Regions from separate parts of the Homo sapiens genome. Here region 2 is linked to region 1. A link is a loop called in an ENCODE intact Hi-C map of the cell type or tissue named here. Cell type or tissue: PC-9. All regions are shown on one strand. Links, peaks and the distances in the headings refer to the core of each region. The heading gives the core; the rest is flanking DNA.

Region 1 (15,558 bases), core at 2,718-10,717:
ACAGATGAGAATACCGAGGCTCAAAGATGTTATATAAATTTCCCACAATCATACAGCTAGCAAGAGGCAATCAAGACCCTGATGCCAGTGCTGTTTCAACTGTATCAGTGATTCCATTTGTCAAGTGTCTGGTGCTTTATTCAATTTAAATCATTCACTTTGGAAACAATTATTGAGCTCATACCATGTGCTATACTTTAAAGGTGCAAAACACTGAACAAAACCTATTTATTTGTATTAATAAGTTTTTAAAACTGAGATGATACCCAAGTAATCTTTTAAGAAAGGTTTGCAAGAGGTTTTTGCATAGATTACTTAGAAAGACAAGAGGAAATCACCTTACTGATGAAAGTAATATATCATCAAGATGACATATCCCATTAAGCATCAAAGGGATGCTAAGTTTTAGTCCTTAAAGCATGAATTTGTGTCTCCAGAGATAATCTGTGACAACTGTGTATTTGATAGCTCTATTTATCTGTATTGAAGAACACACAAATTCCACTTTAAATACAGCTTGTTCTCATAGAACAGCACCATTGGTTTGGTGATTATCATCATCTTCTTTAGCGTTATATCAGAGAATGTCTTTTCTTTCTGATTCTATTGGTAGCTAATTTATTCATATTTTAAGTGTTTTAGATAAGGAGATTTTAATTTTAGGTTTAGTTTCTTTTTATCTTTGTCCATATGTATGTTCTAATTCATTCATTCTAAATTGAGAGATAATTTGCAATGTGAAAATCAGCTCATCTTTCTTTTTCAGGTTATGAATAAATATCCAGAGGGAGATAAAGATTGGAGAAGGGAATCATAGAATGTTAGGACTGAAAGAGACCATGATGGTCACCATATTATTTTACAGCTGAGGAAATTGAGGCTGAGGAAACTTAAGCCACATGTCTAATATTATACAGCTGCTGGCCAAGTGGCAAGGCTGAAACTTAAACTCAGTTCTTACGTCTCCCAGGCCTGTAGTTTTCCTTCTTTCCTTTCTTTCTTTTTCTTTCTTTCTTTCTTTCTTTCTTTCTTTCTTTCTTTCTTTCTTTCTTTCCTTCCTTCCTTCCTCTCTCTCTTTCCCTCCCTTCCCTTCCTTCCTTCCTTCCTTCCTTCCTTCCTTCCTTCCTTCCTTCCTTCCTTCCTTCCTTCCTTCCTTTCTTTCTTTCTTTCTTTCTTTCTTTCTTTCTTTCTTTCTTTCTTTCTTTCTTTCTTCTTTTTTTTTTGACAGGGTTTCACTCTGTTGCCCAGGCTGGAGTACAGTGGCACGATCACTGCTAACTGCAGCCTCGACCTCCCTGGGCTCAGATGATCCTCCTGCCTCAGCCTCCCAAGTAGCTGAGATTACAGGCACATGCCACCATGCCTGGCTAATTTTTGTATTTTTTGTAGAGATGGGATTTTGCCGTGTTACCCAGGCTAGTCTCGAACTCCTGGGCCCAGTAATCTGCTAGCTTCGACCTCCCAAAGTGCTGAGATTACAAGCATGAGCCACCACACCTGGCCCTGTAGTTTCTATTTCCGCAGGCTGACAAACATTAGGTAAGTGGTTGGAATAGTTTACGTTCAGTATCCCTTTCAACTCAGAGAGTCTTTTGTTATTTTATCCCATTATGGGTACAATTATATTATTTCTACATCAGCTAATGTGTGAACTATTTCATGCCATTCTTCCTAAATAAACATTTCAAATTAAAAATAGTTTTAAAAATCTGCTATAGGTCAGTTTAATTAGAATCAATACCACTTTTGAAGAAAATACTCCTACTTCATATATTTGCTGTAAACAGAACAATTTGGTGTAACTGTTCATGTTTTATAGAATCAGTGGTTGTCCTTCTACCACCTGTTTTAAAAAGGACCCATGATTTTCCTGCCTTGTTGGAGACATTCACCTGCAGTGAGTCCACACATCTGTGCCTAAACTAACAATGCAACATTTGGCTTTCTCAAGACACAGAATCAGCCTCAAAAATATAAAAAATAGATCACAGCTTTGAAACGTAAAGTGTGTACTGCCAAAAAATGAAATATACATATTCAGTTTTTGAAAGTTCCATGATAAGATGGTATCAAGCAACAAGGCTGTTTTTCCTTTTAGGAAAAATTATTTTTCAGCTGGGTGCAGTAGCTTACACCTGTCATCGTAGTACTTTGGGAGGCCGAGATGGGTGGATTGCCTGAGCTCAGGAGTTTGAGACCAGCCCAAGCAACATGGTGAAACCCCATCTCTATTAAAATACAAAAAATTAGCTGGGCATGGCAGTGTGAGCCTGTAGTCCCAGCTACTCGGGAGGCTGAGGCAGGAGAATTGCTTGAACCAGGGAGGCAGAAGTTGCAGTGAGCTGAAATCATGCCACTGCACTCCAGCCTGGGCAACAGAGTAAGGCTTCATCTCAAAAAAATATATATATATACATATATATATATATATGTATATATATATATATTTCCTGGATGATGATAGAAATTATTTTTATTTCTGTCAAATCCATCAGACTGTAGCCTCTTAGCCCGTAGTTGTTTTCAACTATGTCCCTAGCATGTATTTGAGAATTACCTAGTCATGCTTACTAGAAATTCAGACATCTGGTCCAATCCCAGAGTACTTTTCTAGCTGGGGCCCTGGGAATTAGCTTTTCAATACATTCTCCTCCCCATACCCAAGATGATTCTTATTTGCACTAAGTTTGAATCATTGGTTTAGAAGACAAGAAGTATATCCTTTTGTTATTGTTGTTGTTAAGTGTAGCTTTATTTGTAAATGACCCAAACTGGAAACAACCAAAATGTTCTTCAGCAGACGAATGGACAAACTGTAGTATATCCACACCATGGGGTACTACATAGCAATAAAAAGGAACAAACAATTGATACATGCAACAACTTGGATGGATCTCAAAAAAATTATGTTGAGTGAAAAAGGCCAATCTCAAAAGGTCACATACTATATGATTCCATTTACACAATATTCTTGAAATAAAATTATAGAGATGGAGAACAGATTAGTGGTTGCCACGGGTTAGAGATGGGGGATGGGGTAGGGATGGCTATAAAGGGCAATAACAGAGCCTTATGGTGGTGGAGCAGTTCTGTATCTTGATTATATTCGTGATCACGTCAATTTACATATGCAATTTTTTTTTTGAGACAGAGTCTCGCTCTGTCACCCAGGATGAAGTGCAGTGGCGTGATTTTGGCTCACTCCACTTCCTGGGTTCAAGTGATTCTTGTGCCTCAGCCAGCTAATTTTTGTATTTTTAGTAGAGACGGGGTTTCACCATGTTGGCCAGGCTGGCCTCAAGTGATCCACCTGCTTCAGCTTCCCAAAGTGCTGGGACTATAGGCATGAGCCACCACCTGGCCTCACATGCAATAAAACTGAACATCACTACACACACACATACATGAGTGCATGTAAAACTGGTGAAATGTGAATGACCTCTGTGGATTGTCCCAATGTCAATTTCTTAGTTGTGAATTAAGAATTACATCCTTTTTAATCTTAATTCAAACTCCACTAACCATACAGGATGCTTCATACTGCATTCTCTGATGATGATAATGTAATGTGTACCCAGTCCCTACTTGTAAATCCTTTATAGCTAGAGCTACTCAGCCCCTACTTACAGGCCAGTCCCCCACCTAGGTTTTTGGATTAGTCTTATAGTTGTGCAGAAAGAATTTAGGAGCCACAGGTTAGTGTTTAGTGGTCAGCATCAAGGGTGATGATGCTGTGACATCAATATCTGTTTAGCCCTTCCCTCTTTTTTTCCTCTCCTTGGTAGCTCCAGGGAAGGGAGAGAGTTCACTCCATAGGATCCACCTTTTCTAGGAGGCCCATTTCCCACATTGTTAGTTGGTTCATTGCATAAGGCTTATCTGTAGCCTTCTAACAAACTCTTCCCCCTCTTCCCCTCCATCTCTCCCATAGCTCCATACAAGCAGCTGATTGGGCAGGATTTTAGGCTTGGGTAATATTTATATCTGTGTTTTGGCAAAAGAGTGAAGCATTATTCACTTCACTTCAAACCGACTGTTCCAGGTCTTCAATCAAGTTTTAGAGCTGTCTCTAAATTTTAATTATATTATTTCCTGTAGCCTAATTGGCACTCAATTTAAAATATATTATTGATAAGTCATCACCTCTATGTGCAAACCCATGCCTCAGACCAGAGAACCCTTTGATGTTTAGGTCTCATATTTTAAAGGAAGAGATGTAGATATCAGTGGCTCCAAACCCATTTCTTTCTGGACCAGTGAAGGCATGCAGAGGAAGTCAGGGCTTCCTTTTTCTCTCAAGCTGATTCCTCAGACCGCTTCTTCCTTTCATATCAAAGGTTTCAGTCAGTCATCCATTTTTCTCAGCTCAGAAATTCTGACACAGGGAGCTTACTTGTATGTGTGACCTGCCATTATACCTTGTTGTGCCTGGAAGTGTGAGAAGGGACAGAATTTTTACTTGAAAGAAGACAGTCTTGTTTCCAAAGAATGACAGAGAGGGGTTCTTTGCCTTTCCCATCAAGTAAGACTTCCTTTCAGTCTGAAGAGAGCCAGTCTTGAAGGGCACTTGGTCGGCAGGCACCCTTGCTCCCACTCATCTGTATTTGTACCCTTGGGTTCTAGCTCCAACTTCCTGGTAACCCAGGGGAGCAACTCTATGGAGATCCTGGCAGGGTTACAGAGGATCCTTGGGGGTACAGTTGATCATTCTAGACAAATCTCCCCAGGAACAGGTTGTTTTTCCAGATTTTACAGAATATAGTATTTATAAGACAATATTTCTTTTGCTTTCTCTGTCTCTCATGGCAGAACTTTTCATGCTTAATTGTTCCAAAGTACTGTTTCGTCAGAGCCAACTACACCAAAAATTCTTGTTCCCTTCTGAGATGGAATTACTGCTAGCAAGCAACTTTCCAGCCTGAGAACCCATCTCAGCTTCCGGCACATGTGAGAGGGACCATGCTACTAGTTCTCATCAAGAGATCTTAAGCAGAAGGGATGTGTGTCACCTCTGGGCTGAGGTGGTTATGTTCCAGGTACAGGGCATTTCATCTCTTTCTTTGACTGCCATTTGGCTGAATGCAGAGGATCCAGGAGAGGTGACAAGGAGGGCCTAGGGGATGGTGGAGCCACAGGATAGAAGGAGCCTGGATGCTGAGTTGCCACTTTAGGAGAGAGCTGCCAAGGAGAGCAGCTTGACCAGGAATGTCTGAATCTGTGACTTGCCATTATGCTTTGCTGTGCCTGGAAGTGTGTGAAGAAACAGAATCTTCAAATTTATGTGAGACAATATCAAAGACTTGGAACCAACCCAAATGCCCATCAATGATAGACTGGATAAAGAAAATGTGGCACATATACACAATGGAATACTATGCAGCCATAAAAAAGGATGAGTTCATGTCCTTTGCAGGGACACAGATGAAGCTGGAAACCATCATTCTCAGCAAACTAACACAAGAACAGAAAACCAAACACTGCATGTTCTCACTCATAAGTGGGAGCTGAACAATGAGAACACATGGACACAGGGAGGACATCACACACCGGGCGGGGCCTGTCGGGGTGTGGGGTGGGAGAGGAGGAGGGATAGCATTAGGACAAATACCTAATGTAGATGACAGGTTGATGGGTGCAGCAAACTGCCATGGCACATGTATACCTATGTAACAAACCTGCACGTTCTGTACATGTGCCCCAGAACTTAAAGTATAATTTTAAAATATTTAAAAAAATTTATGTGAGAAATAAACTTTTATTGTGCTAAGTTACTGAGATTAGGGATTATTTGTGACAGAAGCTGGGGTTAATAACCCTGACTGATACAACCATCTTCCTTAGAGTGAGGATGAGGAAGAAAAAGACAGTAGAGGGTCAGGGAGAGGACGGCCCCCATTGGCCACATATATAAGAACAACACATAGAACTATGAACTAGAAACCCAAGTGCCTAGAATCCCATACTTCACAAATGGAATCAGCATCTCTATTTGTCCTGCCTAAAAATACAGTATTTAAATCTAATAGTTATCAAGTTGCATTTTGCTGGCAGTGCAGGAGACTTAGAGACAAATGAGACAGAGTTGCTTAAGTCTTTTGTGGCAGCACAGTCCCTGCCAAACAGAAACACTGGATAAATATTTGTCGAATTGGATAGTTGGAGTCAGATATGAAACAAAATGTAACACAAGGTAAGTGTCTACACAGGGCTATGGGAATAGACAATAGAACAATTAATTTTGCTTGCATAGAGTATGTGTGAGTGGTTAGTAAAGGCCCCAGTGTCTAGATGTCTTTTACAGAACAAAGATGCAGACAGCCCTGGGTTCCTTATAGCTCTTAGCAATGAAGCTGATGGCTTGGGCTCACCCCCTGTCACTGCTGCTCTGAGAACTCCCAGGCCTTCCTGACTCCTCCACCCGTGGTCCCCCCCATCTAGATCACCCTTTGTTGGTTCCTTTCCTCCTTCCCGTGCACATTCCTGTAGTACTCTCACACTTCCCTTCCCAGCACCTCTAGGGAGGCCAGGGCTTCAGGACACCACCAGGGAGATATTCTTGCCCATTTCTTGTTTACTATGAGTCAGCCCCGACTCACCACCCAGGGCTGTGCATCCTGAACATAGGTTTTTCCAGCCTTTGATGAGAAGGCAGTGCTGTGGCTCTCCTATGACCAAGAGAGAAGCCAGCACCTGGTTATCCATGGAGTTACCTTACCTCACCACCTTTCCTTTCTGCTCACACCTTTCAAGTTTAGGTTCTGGAGAGGTTCTCAGGGGAGTAGGCACATGGCCTGGGCCTACGGGCTTCTTGGTTCTCACAGGGGTCCAGGCTCTAGTTCTAGTCTATGCTTTCTTTTCTTTTCTTTTCTTTTTTTTTTTTTTTTGAGATGGAGTCTTGCTCTGTTGCCCAGGCTGGAGTGCAGTGGTGTGATCTTGGCTCACTGCAACCTCCACTCCTGGGTTAAAGCAATTCTCCTGCCTCAACCTCCTGAGTAGCTGGGATTACAGGCGCATGCTGCCTGCCTGGTTAATTTTTGTATTTTTTTTTTTTTTTACTAGAGATGGGGGTTTCACCATATTGGCCAGGCTGGTCTCGATCTCCTGACCTTGTGATCCGCCTGCCTCAGCCTTCCAAAGTGCTGGGATTACAGGCGTGAGCCACAGCGCCCGGCCTCTAGTCTATGCTTTTGAGGGCATTAGGGGAAGTTTGTGTTTCAAATATATTTTGATATTCTTAAACATGTTTCATGATCTTTAAAATAAAAAGATGAATCCAATGTGTTCTGTAAAATGGGGGTGGAGGTGGATCTGAGGGTTCATTTCTCAGGCTGCATCTAGATCTTTTAGGAGGGCACCACTACTCAGTTCTGCCTCTTGAGGGCACCAGAGACTGTTTTGCCATCCACAGAACAGCAGGGAACTAGGCAGCCATCAGCTGAGTGACCCATGAACAGGCGATGTTTGGCCAGCCAGGGGAGCCCTGCTTGGGGGCCATAGCCTTGCAGAGCTCTGCCAGGTTAGTGGGATGATGACGGGACCCAGAAACCTGAGCTATGGCTTCAGCTCTGCTCTCAGCTAGCTGTGTGCCTTTCAAAAGCCATTTAACTTCCCCGGGCTTCAGCTTCCTCCCATGTATTAAAAGTAATGGCCAAAACCTCAATTATCTTTGCACCAACCCAAAAAAAGGCCAGGGGTAGAAAGAGCTGACCCAGATGGCTTCTTCTATATTTAGGGCTTTGAATTGCCCTAAATCATGGAAAAACTGGAAATGATAGAACGGCATAGATTCTTATTTCCTGGAGCCTTTGAAAGTGTTCCGGTCCTGAGCCCTGACCTCGACATGACCAGAAATTGGTTATGGCAAGATGGCTGGGAGCAGGGGGCAGGTGCTGACAAAGAGTAAATGAAGAAAATGAGGCTCAGGAGATAAATCAGAGTGGAAATGTCACAAGCTCTCCCTAATTTAGAATCATAACTGATGCTAGGAAAAGGACCTGAGAAAGATTGCATAACCTTTTTGTAACTATCCTCTGCCTGTCCAAGCTGTGTATGAAATAATAGCTATGAAACACAATACAAGCTAAGGGGGCTTTGGTAGCACTCAATAGCCCTGTTGAGATGTGGGTGGGTGTCTCAATAGTATTCCGAGTCACAAATGAACTTTCCTTGACATTTCATTTCCATACCTGAATTGTACATAATATTTTGGTTCACACCAACTCACTGAGGTAGGAAGACAAAATGCATGTCTATAGCATTAATCTTGGAAAAATGAATCATTCATTCATTCATGAGTCAACTAACGAAAGAAAGAGCAAGCGCCGAGTGGGAGAGTCTTGGCTGTGAGGGTAGTAAAGGCAATTCTGATTCAGGCACAACTCTTAGGAGTGGAAGTCTTTGGCCCCCGAGCAGAGAGAACTTGGTTGCAGGTCAGTGGGGTGTATTTCACTGTCCCAGATGGCACTTGTATGTAGGTTAAACTCAGAATCCAAAGTGTTGCTAAAGGACTGTATGGAGAATATGTGGGGAATGGGAGCAAACGGTAGTCTTATATGTTGTGAATGCCAGAGGATAGATAGAGACAGCAGGGGATGTTCTGAATGCTGAAAAAACCACGTTACCATTCAGTTGGGGGCGACATCAAAATTCTGCTCCTTGCCTTGTAGGGATGTCAGGTGGGATATGGGTCAGTAAAGCAAGATAGAAGTCTGGGGAGTAATAGTGCTTAGAGAGGCATCAAGGTAGTGGGATCCCTAAAAGGCTTTTTGAGAGGGAGTTGCCATTCCAAATTCAAGAACTTGACACTTTCCCTAGGGAGCCATAAGGAAAGCAAAGTACCTTTTCTTTGATCTTGCTTTGTAGACATGTCTTCTTTCAGAAAGTCCCTCCTATCAAGGGAGCCACAGGTAGATAGGGGTACAGTGGAGAGGGTTATAAAAGTCAAGGACTAAAGAGAAGGAATACACAGAAGGCGTGGGGTGAGCATGGAGGGTGGCTTGCCTTCAGACCTGGCTCCAGTGCTTATACCTATGTGATCTCGGAAAAACCCTATAATCTTCCCCAGCCTCAGTTTCCTCTTCTGCACTATGGGAGCCATACTTGTACCTCTCTCAGAAGGTTCTCATAAGGATTAGGTGAAATATAAACAAATATAAACAAAAGGCTTTTTAAAACTATACGGCATGGACTGAAAATAAACTATTATTATTATGAAAGGCAGAGGCGGTAGGTGCATACCAGAATGCCAGGATTATTACTTTTCACACATGGTGGTGTTTTGGGGACCCCTGCAGCCTTGCTAAAACTACTTCTACTGGGTGACTGCAGGTGTTAGCAAATTAAGTTTTTAAAAGGGCTCAAGAGCACCTGTGTGCGGGCTGAATCCTTGCATTATGACTTGGCAGCCTGGTAGGGCATGCTGGTCTCTGGAAATCACCTTTTGTAGTAGGCTGGGAGGGGACCTGGGGGTACCCACAAATTATCTGCTAGTTCTCCACTTTACGCAGGAGATCTACTTCTACCTCATCGTGGTAACCTACAACTTACATGACAGCTAGCCATGGTGACCAGAAACTTTATTGTTTTGTAACCCAGTAGGCCATGAATGCCTCCCTGGTGTGCCAAGAAATTGCATATACCATAGTTGTAGAGCCAGGTAATACAGGCATGCATAGGTTTGGACACAGGGCCTAGGAGGAGAAATCCTGGGCACCAGCCAATGTAATGTATTCCCAAAACACATCTTTGAAAGGCTGGATGGACCTTCTTGTCTCAACGCACCACTAATGCCACCATGGCATGCATCTGATAATAACAGATATCAACTGAGAGCTTACAACATGCCAGAAACTGTGCTGTTTTACATGCATAATCTCATTGTTTTAAAACTTTTTTATTGTAAAATATACATAACAAAATTTATCTTAACCATTTTTAAGTGTACAGTTTAATGGCATTGAGTACATTTGCAACGTTGCATGGCCGTTACCACTATTCATTTCCACAACTTTTTCATCATCCCAAACAGAAACTCTGTACCTATTAAACTATAACTCCCCATTTCCCCTTCCTTCCAGGCCTTGGTGACCACTCTTCTACTTTCGGTCTCCATGAAATTGCCTATACTAAGTACATCACACAAGTAGAATCATACAGTATTTGTCATTTTGTGACTGGCTTATTTTATTTAGCATGTGTAATTCCTAAAGTTTCATCCACATTGTAGTATGTGTCAGAATTTCCTTCTTTGTTAAGGCTGAATAATATTTCATGATATGTAAATACATTTTGCTTATCCATTTATCACTAATAAATATTTGAGTTGTTTCCACCTTTTGACTATTGTGAATAATGCTGCTTACAAGTTTTTAAGATGGAAAATTCTAAACATATACAAAAATAGAGCACAAAATATGATAAAACCTCATGTACAATGATCAACTCATCAACAATAATCAACTGATGGCCAATTTTGCTTCATCTATATGCCCACCTACCTCCCCCCATCCCATATTATTATGAGGCATCTCAAACATCATACAGTAATTGTTTCTAGTTTACAGAAGAGGAAGCTAAGGGACAGAGAGGTTTGAATTTGACCAAAATTCAAACTCAGGCAGTGTGATGACTGGGCTCATACTTATAAGTCTTTGTGTGTGTGTGTGTGTGTGTGTGTGTGTGTATGAGTGTGTGTTCATACATATACACACATGCATGGGGTCAACCTTGGGCAAAATTGCATATTTGGAAAAGTTTGCCTCTGGTGCCTCTCCCTGCGTCTTTTCCCATACTTGGATGCCACGTGGACTTTAAACATATGAGCACAAGTTTGAAGTCTTAGTTCTTAGTTACAGGTAGAGTCAGTAATGCCTGGCCTCCAGAGTGGGTGTGAGGATTAAAGGAGATAAGATCAGTAAAAGTGTTGGGCACCTTCAAGCATGTGGCAGATCAGTACACATGCTTTCCCCTCCCTTCCTTGGGGGGCCAGGCCCACCTTCCCTCCACAAAAGCAGACCTCAAGGAAACATGCACTATCAGAGCGCAACTCTCAGATGTCAAGGGGTAATCACTGCTGGGGGATTTGTGTTGTGAAATAAAGGATTTTTACCCTGCCAGTGAGTACACGACAGAGGTGGTGCAATTCCTTCTTGCCAATGAAATCATGTATGCGTGTGTGTGCAAGCATGTGCATCCACAAATGTGTAAAATAGGTTGGTGGACAAGTTCAGACTTCATTCTCTACCCAGACCATTACATTTTCTTTTCTCTGAGGAATTGTGACCCTGAAACAAATAACCACTTTTTCTCTCTTTGTCCTCTATTGGCTAAAATAGGAGGACAAGTCCTTTGTTGGGACCCTCATCATTTTCTGGCCCAAGGATACGAAACCACGGGACAGAGGTCTGAGCTCAGACAGGTCTTGGCAAGCCTGGCTCATTTCACTTCTAATCCTCTGTGGCCAGGCCCCTGGAGGTAACTCGGGAAGGACTGCAGAGCTCAGTGGACAACGGAGCAGGACTCATTGGTTGACCACAAAGTCTCAGGTAACCTCAAAATGTATCTGCAGAGGGGACAGGAGGGCACTGTGGCCTCAAGTATATTGAGTGATGGTCAGCAATAGTCTGGTTGGCCACTTCCTCTACCTGGAATGGGCTTTTCTGATCTTGCCCATGGAAGTAATAGAATCCTTTAATGCCAAGCTCAAGTACTGCCTCCCCTGTGACATTTTCTGTGTCTCCTCCCACTCTCCACCTCCACCCACCCCTGGTTGCCATACAAAGTGATCTCTCCTGCTCTGAACTCCATGGTATCACTTTTGTGCCCTCTGAAGCACTTTTAGTGCTTTATTTTTATACCATCGGAATATCAGTCTTAACTCCTTGATAGATCAAAGTGAGTTCCTCCAGAACAAGAACTGTTTCATCTATTTCTTTCCACTGTGAAGAGCCATTCAGTCATGCAACTAATGAGCATGCAGACTAATGAGCTGACAGAGCATGCAGTCAGCAACTAATAAATATCTGTTGGCTAAATGATCAGATGTCTCACACAACCATGGCACATAGCAGGCACTCACTAAATGCACACCGAACGAAGTAACATCCATCTCCAACATAAGAGACAGTTTACCCTGCCACGGATGTTCAGATGGAAACCAGTTTCATATAGCCCTTCAGGCAATAAAATATTTCAAAACCTCCATGGAAATAACCATACAAACTGCCTTGGGTAGCACCTGAGATGGTCTCAAATGGGGTTTCGAGTATTCTAATATCCCAAAGTGTGGCATTTTTATTAGTCTGTTTATTATTCTAACTGGCATTCTGAAGAATTTGAATGTCACAAAGTAGTACATACTTGTTGATTTAAGATAGTCTTGATGAGAATATCTGACCAGAATATCTGCTCATCAGCAGAATAATGGTTGACATTTGTAACAGTGACCCTGTAGTTACACAAGAAACCCAAACACCTTATTTAAGGAAGTGTTATAATATCTTTGGAAACTTGCTTTTTAAAAAGCCATTTTAATTTTCTTTTCTTTTTTTTTTTTTTTGAGATGGACTCTCGCTGTATCTCCCAGGCTGGAGTGCAGTGGAGCGATCTCGGCTCACTGCAAGCTCTGCCTCCCGGGTTCATGCCATTCTCCTGCCTCAGCCTCCTGAGTAGCTGGGACTACAGGCACCTGCCACCACACCCAGCTACTTTTTTGTATTTTTAGTAGAGACGGGGTTTCACCATGTTAGCCAGGATGGTCTCTATCTCCTGACCTCGTGATCTGCCCGCCTGGGCCTCCCAAAGTACTGGGATTACAGGCGTGCGCCACCATGCCCAGCCCTTAATCTTTTTTTTTTAAGACAAGATTTCACTCTGTCACCCAGGGTAGAATGCAGTAGGCGATCGATCTTGGCTCACTGCAACCACCTCCTGGCCTCAAGCAATCCTCCCACCTCAGCCTCCCAAGTAGCTGGGACTATAGGTGTATGTTGCCACACCTGGCTAATTTTTGAATTTTTTGTAGAGATGGGGTTTTGCCATGTTGCCTAGAACTCCATGTTGGTCTTGAACTCCTGAGCTCAAGTGATCCACCCACCTTGGCCTCCTAAAGTGCTGGGATTACAGGCATGAGCCACCTCGCCTGGCCTATTTTAACCATTTTTAAGTTAATAACTCAGTGACATTAAGTGAATTCACCACTATCTCCATAACGTTTATCATCCCAAACAGAAAGTCTATACCCATTAAACAATAACTGTACATTATCCCCTCTTCCTGGCTTCTGATAACCTGTATCCTATTTTCTGTTTCTATGAATTCACTTGTTATAGGTACTCCATGTAAGTGAAATCATAGTATTCATCCTTTTGTGACTGGCTAATTTAACTTAGCCTAATGTCCTCAAGTTTCTTCCATGTCGTAGTATATGTCAAAATTTCCTTTCTTTTTAAGGCTGAATAATATTCCATTGCATATATACACTACATTTTGTTTAATCCATTCATCTATTGATGAACATTTGAATTGTTTCTTCTTTTGGGAAAATTACTGTGAATAATGCTGCTATGAACATGGGTATACACATGTCTGCTCAGAAACGAGCTTTTTATGATCGCCTTCTCATCAGTAAATTTTATATCCATGGTAACTTCCCACTAACCAGAATATTTGACTAACTAGAATACTCCATTTTACCATCAGGCTTGGTAAGAACATTTCCTGGAATATATGGTAGACGTACAATACACAGTGATGGAGAATTATGCCTCCGTCTCACACATGGACACAGGGCCACAGGCAGGCAGATGACTGGACTACAGCAGCCCAGCATATTAGTATGGGCAGTCAGATTTGCACTTAGAGATCCCACCCCACCCCCACTCTGGCTCTGAACCCCATCACTGTTCTAGCTGTTAGACTGGGCTGCTTTTCCAAAAAGGTATGAGCATGGGGAACATTTGTTCTGAATTAAACTTGGCTGCAGTTAAAGTGTTATCATTTATGTGAAGCTCAGATTACAGAGGCTGCCTTCGGCCAGTGAATGGCACAGCACGGCTGCTCAGAGAGGTGGAAAATCCTGAGGCCCCTCCAGCACTGTTTCAAGAAAAACGCTCTGAGTGGTGTGGAGAGGGGCCAGCTGGTGATGTCAAGAGATTTATAAAAGAGATTACAGGACCTTTTAAGGGAGTGAGGCAGTTGTTAATGATGGAAAACTGCTAAAGCTGGATCTGGATGAGACCTGAACACTTAATTTGCTAGTTGTCCTGAAATGCCTGTAATTTTTAGAAAACATATTGTGCCTCTCCCTTTGTGTGGAGTTCAAAAGACAATATTAGAGCATGGTGAGAACCTGTTATGCTAATCAAAGTCTGGGGTAACTGAAATTGAGCTCTCAGGACACATAAAACTCAAAGTGGGAGATCTTGAACCTGGGAGGGAAAATTAAGGTCCAAACACACCTGGTTGCACTGTGCATCTGTACTTTTCTTTTCTTCTCTCCTTTCCTCTCCTCTTCTTGCTTGCTTTTTAAAAGCACACTAGTGGAGGGTCCAGAGCAAGCTTTATGTTTTTAAGCAACTACAAAACTACCTAAAAGTTTTTCACCAACAAAGAGAGATCTGAAAATAACATTAATTTATATTGCATTTATAAGGTTTTCCGTAGTCTTTTTACAGCCCTCGTGTCATCTTAAGAATGTAGGATTTATAAAGAGGAAGCAAGATCAGTTACAATGACACAGGATAGATTTAGTTGAGCACACAAGCCCCAGCTTTCTAAATGTAACAGCTGGGCTTACTCTGTGTTTTAAATAGATAATTAATGTAAATAGTCCCAGATTTAGGAATAGATATAACTTTGGAGAGGTAAAAGTGAGGGCCTTAAAATCAATTTTTAGTAGCGGAGCTAAATGAAAGAAAATTCTCCATCAAGATCTCTTTGCCATTATGAAGCACTAAAACCAATGAACAAACAAACAAAAACAAACGGACAATATATAAATAATACTAATATTGTCACTCAATGGGGAATGGAAGCAAGAATTAAAAAGTATCTGGAAGTGAGCAATGTGGAGGTACTTTGGGACCCATGATACAGAGGTATAATTGGTTGCAGCTTTGTTTTCAGTATCCTTCATTTGTGGGTACAGGAGACAACACGAGGACGATCTGGTCAACTCTCTATATAATCTTATAATATGGAAAAGCCAATCATTCCCTTTAATGCCAGACATTTCTCAATTGTAGCTTAAATAAAAAAGTATTCATTTTTTGGTGGTAATGGGGAGGTAATCTTTCTGAATTAGCACCCAGGGTCACATCCCAGTTCAAAAATATCCCATGGAGTGCAGTCATCTCAGCCAGCTGTTGAAGGCCTCTCTAGCTGTCTCCTGACTCTGTTCCCAGCCTTATCACTAATGGCTCTCCAATTGGAACTCTCCACCCTGTAAGCTTGTCCCCTGAGGACATTTTGCAGATTAATGTCTCTGTAGACCCTGACTCCATGTCTGCCCTCCTCCTGTGTTTTTAAAATCAAAATCCTTTCCCTTTTTTTTTTTTTTTT
Region 2 (15,558 bases), core at 4,138-12,137, 160 kb after region 1:
CTCTCTGCAGTCTGATTGTTTACACTTTGCTGACCGTATCCTGGTTAAGGAAACTGACAAGGGTCCAGGGTCTCTAGGTGTCCTGCCATCGGAGGGACTGGCTGAATTAGCAGCAGCTGGCCCTGAATCATCCTTGGGAGTGTTGTATATTTAAGTCCAGTACTTGTAGCTTCCCCCCACAAAAGAAGATCATTTTACAGAAAACAGAACCAAGACCCCAAAAGTTCAGATTGTTGGTATGAAGTCATAAGACTACTTAGTGACAGAATCAGGAGTGTAAACCTAGCTCATAATCTCTAGTCGATGCTATAGCTGGGGAAGGACCAGGCAGATTGCAGGAGGAGATGCCTTGCCTGTGTTGCTGAGTTTTCCTCCCTCGGGTTGCCCTCTTGGAGGCTCCTCTTGTTTTTATACTTGACAGGACAGGGACAGGAAAAAGGTGAGACAGCTCATCGTGTGGCCCCCTCTGCAAGGCTGGGAAGGTGTTGTTTGACATATAGAGAACCAGGGGCTGCATGATCAGTGGTCTGAGCAGTGGTCTGGTCTTCTGTAGTCCCACCTCATCTACTTAATGACCAGTTAACTCTTAATTCAGGTGACAGTAAACATTTAGCACCTGTGCTGGGTGCTGGGCTATAGTGGTGAGCAAAATGGGCTGGTCCTGCCCTCATGAAACACAGTCTAGGTTTTATGCACCAAACTATTTACTCTCCCCATCACAAATCCACATTGACACTCAAGGATGGGGAACCTCTAAGTGACTGGGGTTTGGGATGGGAAATATGTAAACTCTGCCCCCCGCCACCCCGCTGCCCACCCCAGTCTGGTAATAGGTGTGTATGTTGGTGGTGGTAGTGGAAGAGTGGTAAGGGATATAGGATAAGAACAGGGGTAATTGTAAAAGCTTCGGGATTTTAGTGAAGCCACACACTTTCCTGCCCCATGATCAGTCTAGGGGGTCTAGCTGTGGATGCAGGCCTAGAAAGTATCAGTGAGTGGGTGGAGGATAGCCATGAGATGGCTGTGGAGAGTCTCCTACCTCTCCTTCTTCCTGCTGGGATGTTGCTTCTGCCCTCGACACACCCTGTGAACTTTGGCTGCTGCCGTGTAGCTTCTGAACTCTCTGTGGAGTGAGTGCCCCCGGCACACGGCGGACCATGTCAACAAGTTCAGCTGTATGAGCCTAGAGACTGTTCCTCGAAAGCCTGTCACACAGCTGCCTTGAGCCCAAGTGACAAGCTGTGGATCTTGCCCAGGGTAACCATTTCTGACTCTCCTGAATAATATGGGGTGGATCTGGGGCATTGTGTCTAGGAAAAGCAGGTGGAGGGTGTCTCTAGGGGATCAGGTCAGGGCTGGCCGCCCACCTCCCCACCCTCAAGGAATCTAGATACAGTTAGGGAGTCCCAGGTAACTTGAACACCCTGGTACATTTCCTTAGGAAGGAAATGAACGTATGAGCATGACCCCTTTTGCTTTATTCCAATACATATTTAAATACCCCAGCAACTCTCATCCACAACATTAGCTGTGATAACCAACTGTATTTCCTGTCTGAGACCCTTTCCTTCTCCAGTAATTAGCCTTTGTCTAGCCTTTAATCCAGTGGTGGTTATATGGGGAGCTGCCTGGTCAGGAATTTTTGCATTGAGGGAGGAGACTCTCCCACTGATCCTGTGCAGGCATTTTTGCTGACAGATTGTTATGGCTGGAGTTGCCAAATACAAGAAGCAGAGACCTTTCACCTTCACCTGAGCTGTGTGCTTTAGAGAAAGAAGGATGTGCCCACCTCCTATTTTCTGTCCTCACTGTTGAATTCGGTTGACATTCAGTTGCCCAATCTGCAGTCATATCCAACTAACTGGATTGTTTTTAAGTTCTCCTCTGGATGAATTATGAGCTTTCTTGACTTTGGTCAGGCTGCCTGGAGTCATTCCCAGCCTGGGCAGGTGCTGTGCCAACTTCCCTGGCATGTGCCTGTGCCTGCGGATTTTACTATTTGACCCCTAGCTCTCCCTTGGAAATACCAAGCCTGGAACTCTGGAGAAGGCGCCGCCGCTCGTGTAGTTCTGAAAGGCTCTCTTTGTCCTGAGGAATGCCTGTTGCAATGAAGCTTGGTAAATAGCCAGCTCATTTCTCCTATAAATTAAAATGAAGGAACCTCATCCGCTAGAAGTAACTTTACTTGTCTCGTCTCATCTTCTTTATTCAAGCCTATTTAATGAATATTTATTTAAGACCTAAAATCCAGCACTGTGCCAGGCACTATAATGGGGGACATAGAAGTAGAAGTTTGTGGTCCCTGCCTTCAAGGGCTTAAGGCTTCTCAGTGGGGACAGGCCATGTGCACATGAAACTATCAAAGAATATATAAAATTGAATTCAATTAAATGCCAAGTGGAGGAGTTTTCTTCTTTGGTGTGCCTGTGGGACCAGAGTTCCTTTTCCTATGTCTTTCAGAGATATCCATTTATTTCAGCCCCTTTAACATTTGTTCCTTTGTTAATCTGTTTGCTTGTTCATTCGTTCGTTCGTTCATTCATTCATTCATTCATTCATTCAGTAAAAGCCAATATATTGTTTACTCTTTGCCCAGCACTATGCTGCGTGCCCGCCTCCAGACAGAGAGGTGATATCAGCATGGCCCTCAGCAGGCTCACAGTCTGGTTGGAGGGAGAAGGAAAGGGGGAAGTGAGTATGCACGGTGGTAAAGGCTGTACACCCAGGAGGAATAGAGTGCCATGGGGACTGGAGGGAAGGGCTGCTTAGCTTCTGAGTTTTGATTTTCCCTTCATAATTTTTTTTTCTGTTCAAAAATAATTCTCAGTGTTTTTCTTAACCTTTCCATCATTCAAATGGCTGATTAACCCTCCTTTACTGTCAAGCTGCATATCTTTTTAATTTTGTGAAGTAGCCTTTTCTTCATTAGATACTGTGTATTCATTTGTCTTTTATCTTATATTGTATATTTGTTATTGTTTATTGTGTTCTTGAATCACTTCACAGAACTACTATTTGGCCTAATTTTCGGTCTGGAAATAGCTACTATTTTCTTCCATGAAGAGTGGCTGACAGCATATGGGAGTTCTGTCTGTACGCTAACATTTGTTTGTTAGTCATATTTCTCTCTTTTTTGCCTCTAATAGTTGCTCAGAGTTACTAATTTACCATCGTTATTAATGAATTCTTAAACATTTTTTGAAAATGTCACCTTTCTCCCTGCCAGGCTACATCAGTGAGTGGAGCAACAAAAACAGAACACCTTCAATAACAGAAAACAATATTCCTCTGGCTTCACCCCAACCCACCGTGATAGGGCTTTTATGCTGCATTCTCCGCGAAGCTTCTCCAAGATTTCTTGAGCATGCTTGGGAGGGATCTCACGGGTCCTCAAGGCCACAGTGCTCTCAGGACCATGAGATGCCTAGGATTCCCTGTCTCCTGTGTGTGGTGATGCCTGCCCTGAGCACCCCTAGCCTCGGGGCCCGTAAGTCCCAGGAAGTGCCTTGCCAAGGCCCCGGGGCCGAGTCTTTCTGAGGCTTGCCAGAGCTGAGCCACAGCACTCGACTGCGGTCATGCCACTCCCTGCTTTTAGAAACTGGCTTGCTGGGTGGGCCACACTGGTGATGCACTGGACCTTGCAGGTGGCAGCACTGTGTTGTGTCCCCTACTGAAGTGGTGAAACCTTAACTTGCATTGCGGGGCTAGGCTCATGAGCCCTGGGTCATTGCTGTCTGCTGCTCTCTGTCCTGCTATTTGGCCTGTTCCTAAGATGCAAACATGGATGCTGGGCCAGGAGACAGTCTGAGTGGCAGGCACTGTATTATGCTTATAACTGACCTGCTGCCTGGCCTGAGCTCTGTCACTGGCTCAAGCTTGAGGACCCAGCTCTGTCCTCAAAACAGATGCTCTCCCAGCAGGCCCTTTAGTGTGTCATCCAGATGGTCTCCAGCAGAATGGCCCCTTGGGTCCTCCACTCATGCCCAGGCAGACCTGAGACCTCGGGCAGATGCACCTTAGGCTCAAGCCAGGACTGTTGTGATGATGTCGAATTCTATAATCTTTCAGATTTAAAGATGATAAATCTTTCAGAACATTTAGAAAACAGAGGAAAGGAACAATGATAACCCATGATCTTACCATGCTTCTTTTGTTAGCATTTTGGAGAATTTCCATCAGACCTTTCTCATGCACATATCCTTCATAGCATTATAACTCACTGTTCTCTGGCCACGCCTTGGTCTGTCTGTCCAGCTTCCGTGTGTGTTCACCCGTTTGTGGGATGGCGAGTGGAGACCATGCTGAGCCTCTCATTTGCACTTTTATTTCCTGCTCCAACTGCAAGCTGCTTCCTTGCCCTCCTCCCCCATCTCCTCCCTGTCATCAGTCTTCTGAGTCCATTGACGTTGATTTGCATTCCTTTGCCTTCTCAGGTTGCTTTCTCATTGGTTGCTCTACTCTGAGCCACCTGTGTCCCATTCCTACTCTTACTTCTGCCAGGGACCTCCTCTTGCTGGTGTGTGCTAGGCCCACTAGCCAGAAGAAAAACCCTCTTTCACACAGATGCCATGAAGGGAAGGAATCTAGGCTGGGACTGGAGGTTGTATTAGGATCCATGCCCATGTAACTCTGCCCTGGCTAAAGCAGTGCTACTGTTGTGGGGACATTAATGACACCTTTGAAAGTGGTTTTATCAGTGCCTAGACAATCACTGGACCATTTCCTTCTAGAGCGGGCTTTACATCTTATAGTTGGACTCTTGGTGACTTGCATTTTAGTCTCAGCTTTGCCTCTGAGTCCTGCTATGTACTTTAGGCAAGTCGCTGAACCTCTATGCTTTGGTTTATTCATCTACCAAATGGGAATATTACAATTTGTCCTGTCAACATCACATGTGTATTGCAGATAGCATGACAAACCTGCTGTAATCCTGGTAGTACCATAATGTAAAATAAAATAATTATATTTGAAAAGAGAAGTATAAACATTGTGATAAGAATGTTATAAGAACACTGACTGTGGAATCAGGCAGCCTGGGTTCAAATCTTGGCATGACTATTACTGGCTGTGTGACCTTGGTCAACTTTCTAAACTTCTCTGTGCTTTGGTTTCTTCTTCTATCCAATGAGTAAGACAGCATAGCAGTACTTATAAGTTTATGGTTTTGGTAGGATTAGATGAGTTAACACATATAGCAAATTTAAAGGTGGGCTCAGCACATTTGCAAGTATTGTGATTGTGGGTGCTGTTATCGTTTATAGAGGATTCATCATCAAATCTTTTCCTGCTGTGAAGGGAAGGAGCTTTATGTGACTGACTTGGAGAGGAGCAAGGGCGTTCATGTATATTTGGTGCCAGTTGTGTGATGCATACACCTAGGTACTTCTATGTTTCCACTCTTTCACATGGGGAAGCTTAGGCTCAGGGAAACAAGCCTATACGACTCAAACTCTTTTGTCTGGGTCCAAATTGGTACTCTTTTCACTACACCATACCTCTTTCCATTTGGGTCCTGAAACAGCTGTTGTTAGCTTTTTTTTTTTTTTGAGATGAAGTCTCACTCTATCGCCCAGGCTGGAGTGCAATGGCACGATCTCGGCTCACTGCCACCTCTGCCTCCTGGGTTCAAGCGATTCTCCTGTCTCAGCCTCCTGAGTAGCTGGGATTACAGGCATGAGCCACCACACCCAGCTAATTTTTTTGTACTTTTGTAGAGATGGGGTTTCACCATGTTGGCCAGGCTGGTCTCGAACTCCTGGCCTCAAGTGATCCACCTGCCTTGGCCTCCCAAAGTGCTGGGATTACAGGCGTGAGCCACTGTGCCTGGCCTTGTTGTTGGCTTTTTGTTCAAGCACTGGTGTGCTTTAATGAGTATAGTTGTCCCAATTATCATGGGTGCCAGCGAGGCAGAGTGAGAGTGTGGCTGGCTCCCTGATGCCAGAGTAAAGGACACAACCTCCACTTTAACCCTGTGACCATAATTAAAACCACATATACACCTTTCTCTTTATCCTGTCCTCTTTTCTGTGCATTTTTCAGCAACTTGGTCAGCCTGCCAGTTCCTGAAATTAACCTGCTGCCTGGTTTATGACCGAGACTGGAGATGGCCTCATGCTAATTGCTGGATGGTTTCAGCTTCCTTCCCACTCACAGATACAGTGGTAGGAATAATAATTATGTCTGCCATGTACTGAGCATATGGGGACTTTACATCATCTTGTTTCCATCTCATAAATAATCAAGAGAGGCAGTGCTGTTCTTCTTGCTACAGATGAAGAAACTGAATCTTGGAGAGGTTGACTAACTTCCTTTAAGTATCACTAGTAAGTGACTGAGTTAGGACTCAAACCTGGGGCCTTTCTCTTCCTGGAGGCCCCACCTCTGAGTCCATCAGATAAGTTCTATTTTGGCTGATTTACAATGTAAGCTTCCAGAGAAGATTCTATTTGAAGCAGTTCCGGGACTTAAAAAATTTGAAAAACACTGCTCTAGGAGAAAGAATCCTTGGCTGGGAGCCTGATGACTTGAGGTCTTGCTCTGGGTTTATGCAAAGTTGTTTGTCCTTACTGAGCCTCAGTCTCTCCATATGTGAAAGTGGACCTGTACTATCAGCCTCAAAAATATCAGGCTAATAAATCACTATCATAATGGCAGTGCTTTGAACTCTCTTACCTATTTGAAACCAAGCCCCTTCGGTTATGCCTTGAGCAATCGCAGTAAGGGTTTTATAATAATGATAATAGGCATGACTGTGATTCTACTGTTGCTCCCACTCCTGCTATCACCCTGCATAGGTCCTGCAGTTGTCATTTGTCTGTGGATGTTGTGAGAATGTCTTCAGGGCTGATTAGAGGCCTCATGGTCTCCAAGGGAGATGATCACACATGTCGTTTGCTGGTCAGTCGTGGAACTATCCAAGACCAATTTCCCTTGCTAAGTGGCCCCCAGAGTCCAGGCTTTTGCTATTGCTGGAATCCAGCCTATTAGAGCGGAGGAGGGTTTCAGGAGTGTCCCGGGCACCCTGTCCCTTCCAGCCCCACTCACTGCTTGCCTGGTGTTGCTTTCAGGCACTCCTTTGCCAGAGGACAGATGCAACTCTGGGTACTACGGCTTCCACCCTGCTTTTGAAAGTCACTTTCAAATTTCTCTTATCTGTGCCACCAGGTTTGATATCACCAGAAGATTTGTTGATAGCTTGGCCTAAAACAGTTTTTCACATGCAGTTTTTGAACCATCTTAGGGCATTCACCACCGAGCCCAGGTGAAGGCCTCAGGTGCAGCAGCAGCAGCAGCAGAATGTGCAAGTGAGGTATTATCTTCTAGTGGCTAATAGCTTCGGCATGACATTCCATCTGGGTTAGAATCTTCACTCCTTTATTTACCAGCTCTCTCTCGCTGAGTAAGCTCTTAACCTTTCCAGCCCTACCTCTTTGCTTATAAAATGGGAATAAGTACACCCACTTCATTGGGTGGTTGTGATCGATGACATAAAATATGTCAAGAGCTTTGAACAGTGCCTGGCTCATGGCAAGTGCTTAGCAATAGTAGCTATTAGTAGCAGTCGTCTCTAAGGACAGGGGAAGCTAGACTTAAACCCCAGAATATGTTTTTAGGTCTCAGATAGGCTCCTGTTTCCATCTTCCTTTCATCTCCAGGCCCCAAGAATCTGGTCCTTCTGCCTCTTTCTTTTTTAAACAGCTATCATGTATTACCTGTTCCTCTACTGAGGTGGGGCCCTGGCTTTTTGTTTATCCTTTCATCTCTGTCTCCCCTTGCCTTCTCTGACCCCCTGCCACACAAAAAGTCTTTTTTCCTTTTAAAGGGTTACTGTTGCTGGCATCATCAGGGAGACAGATGGGGCACAATAATTATTCTTTCACAATAACTGCTGGAGACAATGTTAATCTTCGAAGTGGCTGTTGCCCCCACCAGGGTTCTAGGGAGAACAGCCCTGAAAACCTTCATCCTTCTAGGAAATGTCCCCTTTTAGGAGTAATTATGCTTTAGGTTTTAGGCTTTATTCTGCAATTCTCTTGACTTAGTCTGACAGCACTGCTGCTTTGAGAGATTGATGGCTTGGAAAATTGTTGCCTGTAAGTTTACCTTTCAGGAAGCAGCTTGTATCTGCTTGTATCCCCTAGGAAAGAGTTAACATTGACACATTAAATGCAATAAACTTCTTCTTTTCTGTTGTGTGTGTGGTTTTTATTTTTGAGACAGGGTCTCACTCTGTCACTCAGGCTGGAGTGCAGTGGCACGATCATACCTCACTGCAACCTCAAACTCCTGGGTTCAAGGGATCCCCCTGACCTCAGCCTCCTGAGTGGGCAGTACTATAGATGAACACCATCATACCCGGCTAATTTTAAAAGTTTTTGTAGAGATAGAGTCCAACTATGTTACCCAGGCTGGCCTCGAGCTCCTGGCCTCAAGCAATCCTCTCCAGTAGTTGGGCTTATAGGTGTGAGCCCCCGTGCTCAGCCTAACTTCTTTACATGTGAATGGGAATGAGAAATGCTGTAGGAACTGGGAAGCTTCTTCCTTCTGTATAACTACCTCCCTCATTTTGATTCAGCTAGAATCTGGGTGGGTGTCTGCTGTGTGCTATGCGTGGGTCTCGGTTGCTGCCACAGAGAGCAAACATTTTAGTGGGAGAGGGAGGTAGATGAACAGTGTCTGGGGAACACAGGTGTCCAGAGTGCGTATTGGACCCATGCCTCCACATGGCCCAGCCAAACTCATGGAAGTGCTGTTGCTAAAAATGAATTTTCTCATTTATAAATTTTCTCTTTTATAAAATACCCAAATTGCAATCTGGACTTGGAGTCTCCCATGTGGGATCTGCAGCATTCCTAGGGCTGCTGTTTGTTTGATCCCTGGGTTTTGTCAGATGGATGCTTTATCAGGTCTTCTATGTTGCCCTGGCTGTTGCTTTCCATTCCGGCTTTAAATTCTCATACTTTGCTCCCCTCATCAAGCAAACCTTTACTTTCTCCATGGCCTCATCCCAAGGGCTCCCTGACATTTCACGCACCAGCTTTTGTTTTTGTTTTTGCATACGCTCTTGGAATCTTTGGGCCAAATGGGAAAAAGAAGTTCATATGATCTACCATATAAATATGTTCATTAGATGATGAGTCTTACTATCCAGAATTTGTTGACTAATGATTGGAGCTGTATTCTGAAAAAAAGAAATCCTTTACACATTATTTTTATTATTTTTTTGAGACAGAGTCTCACTCTGTCACGAGGCTGGAGTGCCGTGGTGTGATCTTGGCTCACTGCAACCTCCACCTCTCGGGTTCAAGTGATTCTCCTGCCTCAGCCTCCTGAGTAGCTGGGACTGCAGGCATGGACCACCATGCCCATTAATTTTTGTATTTTTAGTAGAGACGGGGTTTCACCATGTTGGCCAGGATGGCCTTGATCTCTTGGCCTCCCGATCCACCCACCTTGGCCTCCCAAAGTGCTGGGATTAAAGGCGTGAGCCACCGCGCCCAGCCCACACACTATTTTTAAACACATTTTTGAAGTGGTGGTTAAGCTGACTGCATGGTGCTAACCTACTCAGGAATTCGCATTGAAGGCTTGCTGATTTTCTTTCTATCTTTCTTTCTGCCTGTCTTACTGTGTTTCTCCTTTTTAAATTACAACTAGAATCTTTTGCTAGAAGAAAAAAATCCAAATTGTTTAGAAGTTACAGTCATTCTCCCTTTCTACAGAGTTTTTCACCATTAGCACTTTGGGTAATCTCTCATTTCTTTTTTTAATGCAACACACACACGCACACACACGCGCGCACACACACACACACACACACACACACACACACACACACGGGTTAAGACCATGGTGTCTGGGTTCAAAGCCTGTCTCTATAACTCACTAGCTTTTTTACTTAAGGCAGATTACTAAACTTCTCTAAGCTTCACTTTCCCTAATTTTCAAACGGAGGGTATTAAATAACTTATAGGACTGTTAGTAAATATTAAATTTAAAAACGTTTGTCAGCATTTAACACAGTATTTGGAATGTAAACATTCAGTAAATGTCAGCTACTTTTTAAGACAAAAATGGGATCATACTATATACATTTCTATAGCTTGTTTTCTTTTTACTCAATGATAAATCAAAGATGTCCTTTCAGGTCAATATATGCAGACACCTGTACTCCATTTCTTTTTAATGGCCTCATAATGTTCTGTTATATAGATTAAATTATAATTTATTTAATCATTCTCCCATTGAATATTTGTGTCTTAAAAATTATTTGCCATTATAAAAAATGTTGAATAAAAAATGTTGCAATATTGCAATGAATTTCGCTTCTATTTCTTTCCTTGCTCTCTCTGGATTTTTACAGTTCTTATTCCTAGCTGTGGAATAGTGGAATTGGAGGTGGTGCCAATTTCGTTAGGTAATATCAAATTACTCTTCAAAAAGTTGCACCAAGCCTTACTTCCTGCAGCAATATGTGACAGCTTGAATGCACATGGTTAATTTTCAACTTAAGCCACGTTATTGAGCATGGCAGTATACAAGGAGCACAGCAGTGTTGTATACAATGCGGTATATAATATCTAACACGGCTAGTATCATAAATTTCTTCCTTGAGCACAGGCAGTTGTTTCAGAGACCTTTTACTTGACTGATGTTAATGAAAGAGCTCATTATGGACTTGGGTGCCCCTGCATTGTCAGGATCCTTTGCAGTGTGAGGACTGTTAAGTGGTATTGACACCTCTGAGGTTATCTTCATTTGTGTACAGAAGATGCATATTGGTGCATCTTTCATCAAGCAGAGTTTTTTTTGTTTTGCTTTTTTACTTTGATAATATTTAATGCAAATTATTTGATGCTAACTCTGCCTCAACTGTGATTACTACTCAACTTAGTTCATAACCCATAGAGGCACATGCCCACACACAGGTGGCCTGTTACATTTGCTTTTGCTGGTTGGTTATGAAGTTGTACTATATTTTACCTTTTTGGGGACTTATGTTTTATGTTGGCCATGATGAGAGCATTTTTTGCATAATTCTGAAAAGGCATGAAACTGCTGAAATAAAAATGAAAAGAGAAACAGTACATCCACTTTTAAGCATGGATATTTGCATTCCTTGTGGGGTGAGGTTAAGATCACGTGTGCTGATTAGGTCAAGAGAATGGAAGAAAATGGGTGTGATAGTTATGAGTATTTACATACAGATCACACTATTCTTTTACCATTTTGTCATTGGAGAGCCATGAATAAACCCACCTGTTGTCACTTCAGCTCATTTATTGGTAATAATGCAGTCTTAGCTTTTTGTTCAAAGACGTTGTAACATTTTATTCAGGATGTTGAGTGTAAAGTATATGTAATCTTTAAGAAACTCATTCTGAAATTATATCTAAGACAGTTGAGATTATTCCTATTACATGTAAGAGTTAAGTGAAAAAATACCTTCTTTAGAATGGAGAGAATCTAGTTACAGAATTTTCTCCTCTTAACTTAGAGGTGCAGTTTATAGACCTCCCTCCCTCCCCAAACTTCTGTGAGTTTGTTTTGTTTTATTTGTTTGTTTGTTTTTTGGTCTTGTATTGAAGAAGCAGAGAAACTCAGTTGAGGACAAGAAAACAACTAAGAAAATTCCTGAGATTATTTGAAAGCAGCTATAGAATAGATTCTGTATTGCCAAAAAGTGTGTAGGGGTGGGGTGGGGGAGCTCTGTGATAATTAAGGACAGGTCGGCAGAAAGGCTTCTGGGGTCAAGCTGAGCATAATGTTTGGAGGAATGTCTGAAAGAGGTTGGGGCTCCAAGGTCAAGACGTAGAAAAAGCTTTAAGAAATCTGAGGTTAAGATCAGGGGTTAATTAAACTGATTAAGACATTTGTGAGAAAAAAAATTTAATTGTGTTTATCATTGTTTACATAAAATATTTTCTCTCTGAATCATCTGCTGTTCAGTTCACCTGTTTTAATAGCTGTGGTTTTGTAGGTAGAGGATATAGGAAATTATTAAAATTTCAAAGCATGCGCCTTGCAGTTCAGAATACCTGCTACCCATAATGGCAGTTTAGTCTATTTGAAGGAAAAAGCCAAAAGGAAGCCTAAGATGACAAAGTCAAGATAAGCATTTCAATACTATACATGAAAATATATATGTGCATATGTATGTATATATAATTTATTTTTGAATCAAAATGGCACCTTTCACTCTTGCCTGGATACGGTGCATGGATCATGGATAATACATTTTCTGCCAGAGTCACTCTGTTAAGGGCACTCTCCAGTTCACTTTGGGAAGTTTATGTAAATACTGATTTTAATTTGTACTGGGTGACACTTTGCATTCACAGGTTTAAAGGCTGTAGAGTCATTAACTTGTAATTAACAAATTTTGCAGTCCTAACGCTTTTCATTCCAGATCTCAGAGTGTTTTGGGGACAGAAAAAAAAAAAAGCACAGAACTTTTGTGCAGGTCAGGGATCCACTCAGGAAACAAGGAGAGAAATGAGTTTTTGAGACCGTTCATTCATTCAACACATATTTATTGCCTGCTTTTTTATTCAAGGCACTTATTTTTTCCAGGATTGAAATATATTCTGGCAGTTTCTCCCTGCTTCTGACATTCATAATTCTCCATTTGGTAATGAACTTTCATTACTTCATTACCTTGGTTAAAACAATAAACTTTTTTGACAGAGGAGATCAAAAGTTGGCAATGGAAACTTAGGACATTATTTGATGTTCAAGGTGGTTGAGCTTTATAGGTGCAGAGGCTTAGAATTGGAATGCTGGGGGTCAGGAGAAAGGTCACATAGAAAGACAAGTGCCAGGTTGGATGCAGGTAGCTGTGGCACTAAGAGCAATATCTCTTCTGATGGAAAGCTTTACTTTAACTAATTAAACATGAAATAAAAGTGAAAAATTGTACTGAACAAGAAGACAGAGGAAATGCTACAGACTCATCCCCTGAGCCTGATTTTATCCAGAGTAACTTAGGGCAGGAAAGGAGAGAAGTTAGAGAGGACAAGTAGTGCCTGTCTTTGTTCCCAGGAGAATTGACCAGAATCTTCCCTGTTGATTTTGGCTAAGACTGATGTTGTTTCCAGGATGAGACCCCATGTCCTGAGGGTCACTGCCTTATCAGAGATGGGCTGGGGGCTCTTGGGTCAGTGAGCAACTCAGCCAGTAAAAGCAGGGCCCCCGGGAAGTCTTAAACAAAGAAAGAAGTGAGCATTGAAAAAGAAGCATCTCAGTAAAAATAAGGTTCTAATGAGCTTTCTTCTTGGCAACCATTCTCTTCCCAGTGACATGTCTGAGTCTCAGAAGTCCTGCAGGTGATATTTGCCACTTTTCACCACCCCACATACTTCTCCTTGAAGTCAAACCATTTAATTTGGGGCCTGCTGTGTGTCAGCACAAACTTTAGCCATGTCTGAGCAGAGTCCTCCTAGGGTAGGGTTATGAGGTCACTCTCCTTATTACTTATTCACGAGTTTTGGGTAGCTCTCACCTTTCCTGAAGGCCTGGACCATCGTCATGGCACAAACCATGGCTAGTTGTGGGGCAGTGTGCCTTCTGTCTGCACTGCCTCTTCCCTCACTCCCTTCAGTGTTCCCACTCCCTAGACCAGGACACCCTCCACCACAGAAGATGCTCCAGCCCCACTGTATCTCTAAGAGCATCACTCACCTTCCTGAGCCTCAGTTTCCTGCCTGTAAGATGGGTACAATAGTATCCACAGTGCACAGTGCCTCTTCTTCAGGTAGGTTGTGTAAAGGACGATAAAGTGAGTGTTTGTGGGAGTGTTTTTTGAATATTATAAATTAAGTTATGCTTTCCCTCTTCCAAGGAGGATAAAAGTGCCTGCAGGTGCCTCATAAACAATCAGTGTTGTCCCACGATCCATTTCCTTAAAGTTTTTCTCTGTCACAGATGCAACTAACCCAGGTAAGGCTGTCAGTTTGCTAACCTCTGCTGTTTTGTTCACTTAAATGGGTGGGAAGTTTTGGGATCAAGTCTCAGAGAGGCTTGTGAAGTCCTCCCATGTTCTCTGCCTTCACCACTGGCACAGTCCGTAGATTACTGATGGTGTCATTAGGATAGAATAGGCCCTATAGTCACCTCTACTTTAGCTGCAGAATACTAATAGCTCAAATTATTTATTTTTCATACAATGAAATTATTTTAACAAATTAATTTTATGTTAAGAAGCAAGGAATGTTATAGAGAAACGAAAGCAAGATAAAAATATTTTGCTTGTATTCAACATTCAAGGAATGTTTATTGGCTGGGCGTGGTGGCTCATGCCTGTAATCCCAGCACTTTGTGGGGCTGAGGTGGGCGAATCACCTGAGGTTGGGAGTTCAAGACCAGCCTGACCAACATGGAGAAACCCTGTCTCTACTAAAAATACAAAATTAGCTGGGCGTGGTGGTGCATGCCTGTAATCCCAGCTACTTGGGAGGCTGAGGCAGGAGAATCACTTGAACCTGGGAGGCAGAGGTTGCGGTGAGCTGAGATCCCACCATTAGACTCCAGCCTCCAAAAAAAGAAAAGAAAAGAAAAGAAAAGAAATGTTTATTGATTACCTGCTATGGTGCTAGGCCCTGGGGATTTAGCCTTGAGCAAAATGACACATTCCTTGGGCTGGTATTGTGGGGCAGCTCTAAATACTAAACCTAACATCTAAATACTTAATATTTACTTACGTAGTATTTACTTAGTAATTCTTAGTATTAACATCTAAATACTTAGTATTTACCATCTAAATACCAAACCTAACATTACAACAATAATTGTGAACTTGCAAATTGTGATGAGTGCAATGAAGGATTAGTAAGGATTGTAAGGGGACCCTAACAGAGTAACCTGATTTAATTTGGGGGCATCAGGAAGGCTTTTCTGTGGATGTTCTATTGAAGCCTTTACTAACTTTTAATCCTTAGTTTTTCTGAATATTTACTTTCACCTGTATGTAGGCCAGTACAACTCACTTTCCCTCCTTAGGCTGTATGTCTTCCTAAGCTCTGCTGCTAGTTAGAGAACAAGTGGTAAATATCCCCATTAGCACTTTGTGTCTTTGTAAGCTAGCTTTGCCTTCAGGGAGCTCTGAAATTCTTCCCTCTTTAATAGCTCTTTGATGACAGGCCTTGGACTCTGTTCTTAACTCTTCTTTCTCAGTATACTAGTGACTTTTTTTTTTTTAAATCCCCAGAGGGCCAGTTTGTCTAAGGGGGACAGGGAAGAATATACAGGCCATCATACTACCTGAAATGAAATGCACCATTCATTCTCCTTTGAGTTGTGAGTTTTAAGAAAGAAAAGGATCCTGGATAATGATTAATACATGGTTATAGAAAATGTGTTTAAAATATTTAGGCTAAAAAAATTATCACCCTTAATTCCAACATTACAGAGTTATCTCTATTAACATTCATAGAGTAGATTCTTCCAGTCTTTCCCCCGCTGTGCATTGATGTTGTTTAATCTATTTCTATATACAAAAACATAAATTTTTCACACATATGAGCATTTTTAGTATTTAAGAGGGCCATATTAACATTTCCT

The links. Hi-C counts contacts between places; a loop is a spot of excess contacts. Peaks named below come from ENCODE experiments on the same cell type or tissue, not always from the same donor. Only the 100,000 strongest peaks of a DNase experiment are listed, where the experiment ranks them.
Region 2: a loop joins it to region 1, with 3 times the contacts of the local background. A loop is called at or near these places in 12 of 110 quality-filtered maps.

The regions. Positions count from the first base shown.
Region 1 is chr1:162,048,777-162,064,334 of GRCh38, forward strand. No RefSeq gene overlaps it. Among named protein-coding and RNA genes, the nearest start is that of NOS1AP, 13 kb to the right of the region's middle. RefSeq lists an enhancer at 7,201-7,715. In PC-9, for the core only: CTCF peaks have their summits at 7,397 (motif pointing right) and 7,600; DNase peaks (open chromatin) are centred at 6,575 and 7,395; H3K27ac peaks cover 1,102 bases.
Region 2 is chr1:162,211,736-162,227,293 of GRCh38, forward strand. All of the region lies in intron 2 of NOS1AP (nitric oxide synthase 1 adaptor protein), which reads left to right. Among named protein-coding and RNA genes, the nearest start is that of MIR4654, 62 kb to the left of the region's middle. In PC-9, for the core only: no CTCF peak of the experiment used is centred there; DNase peaks (open chromatin) are centred at 7,416 and 11,946; H3K27ac peaks cover 913 bases.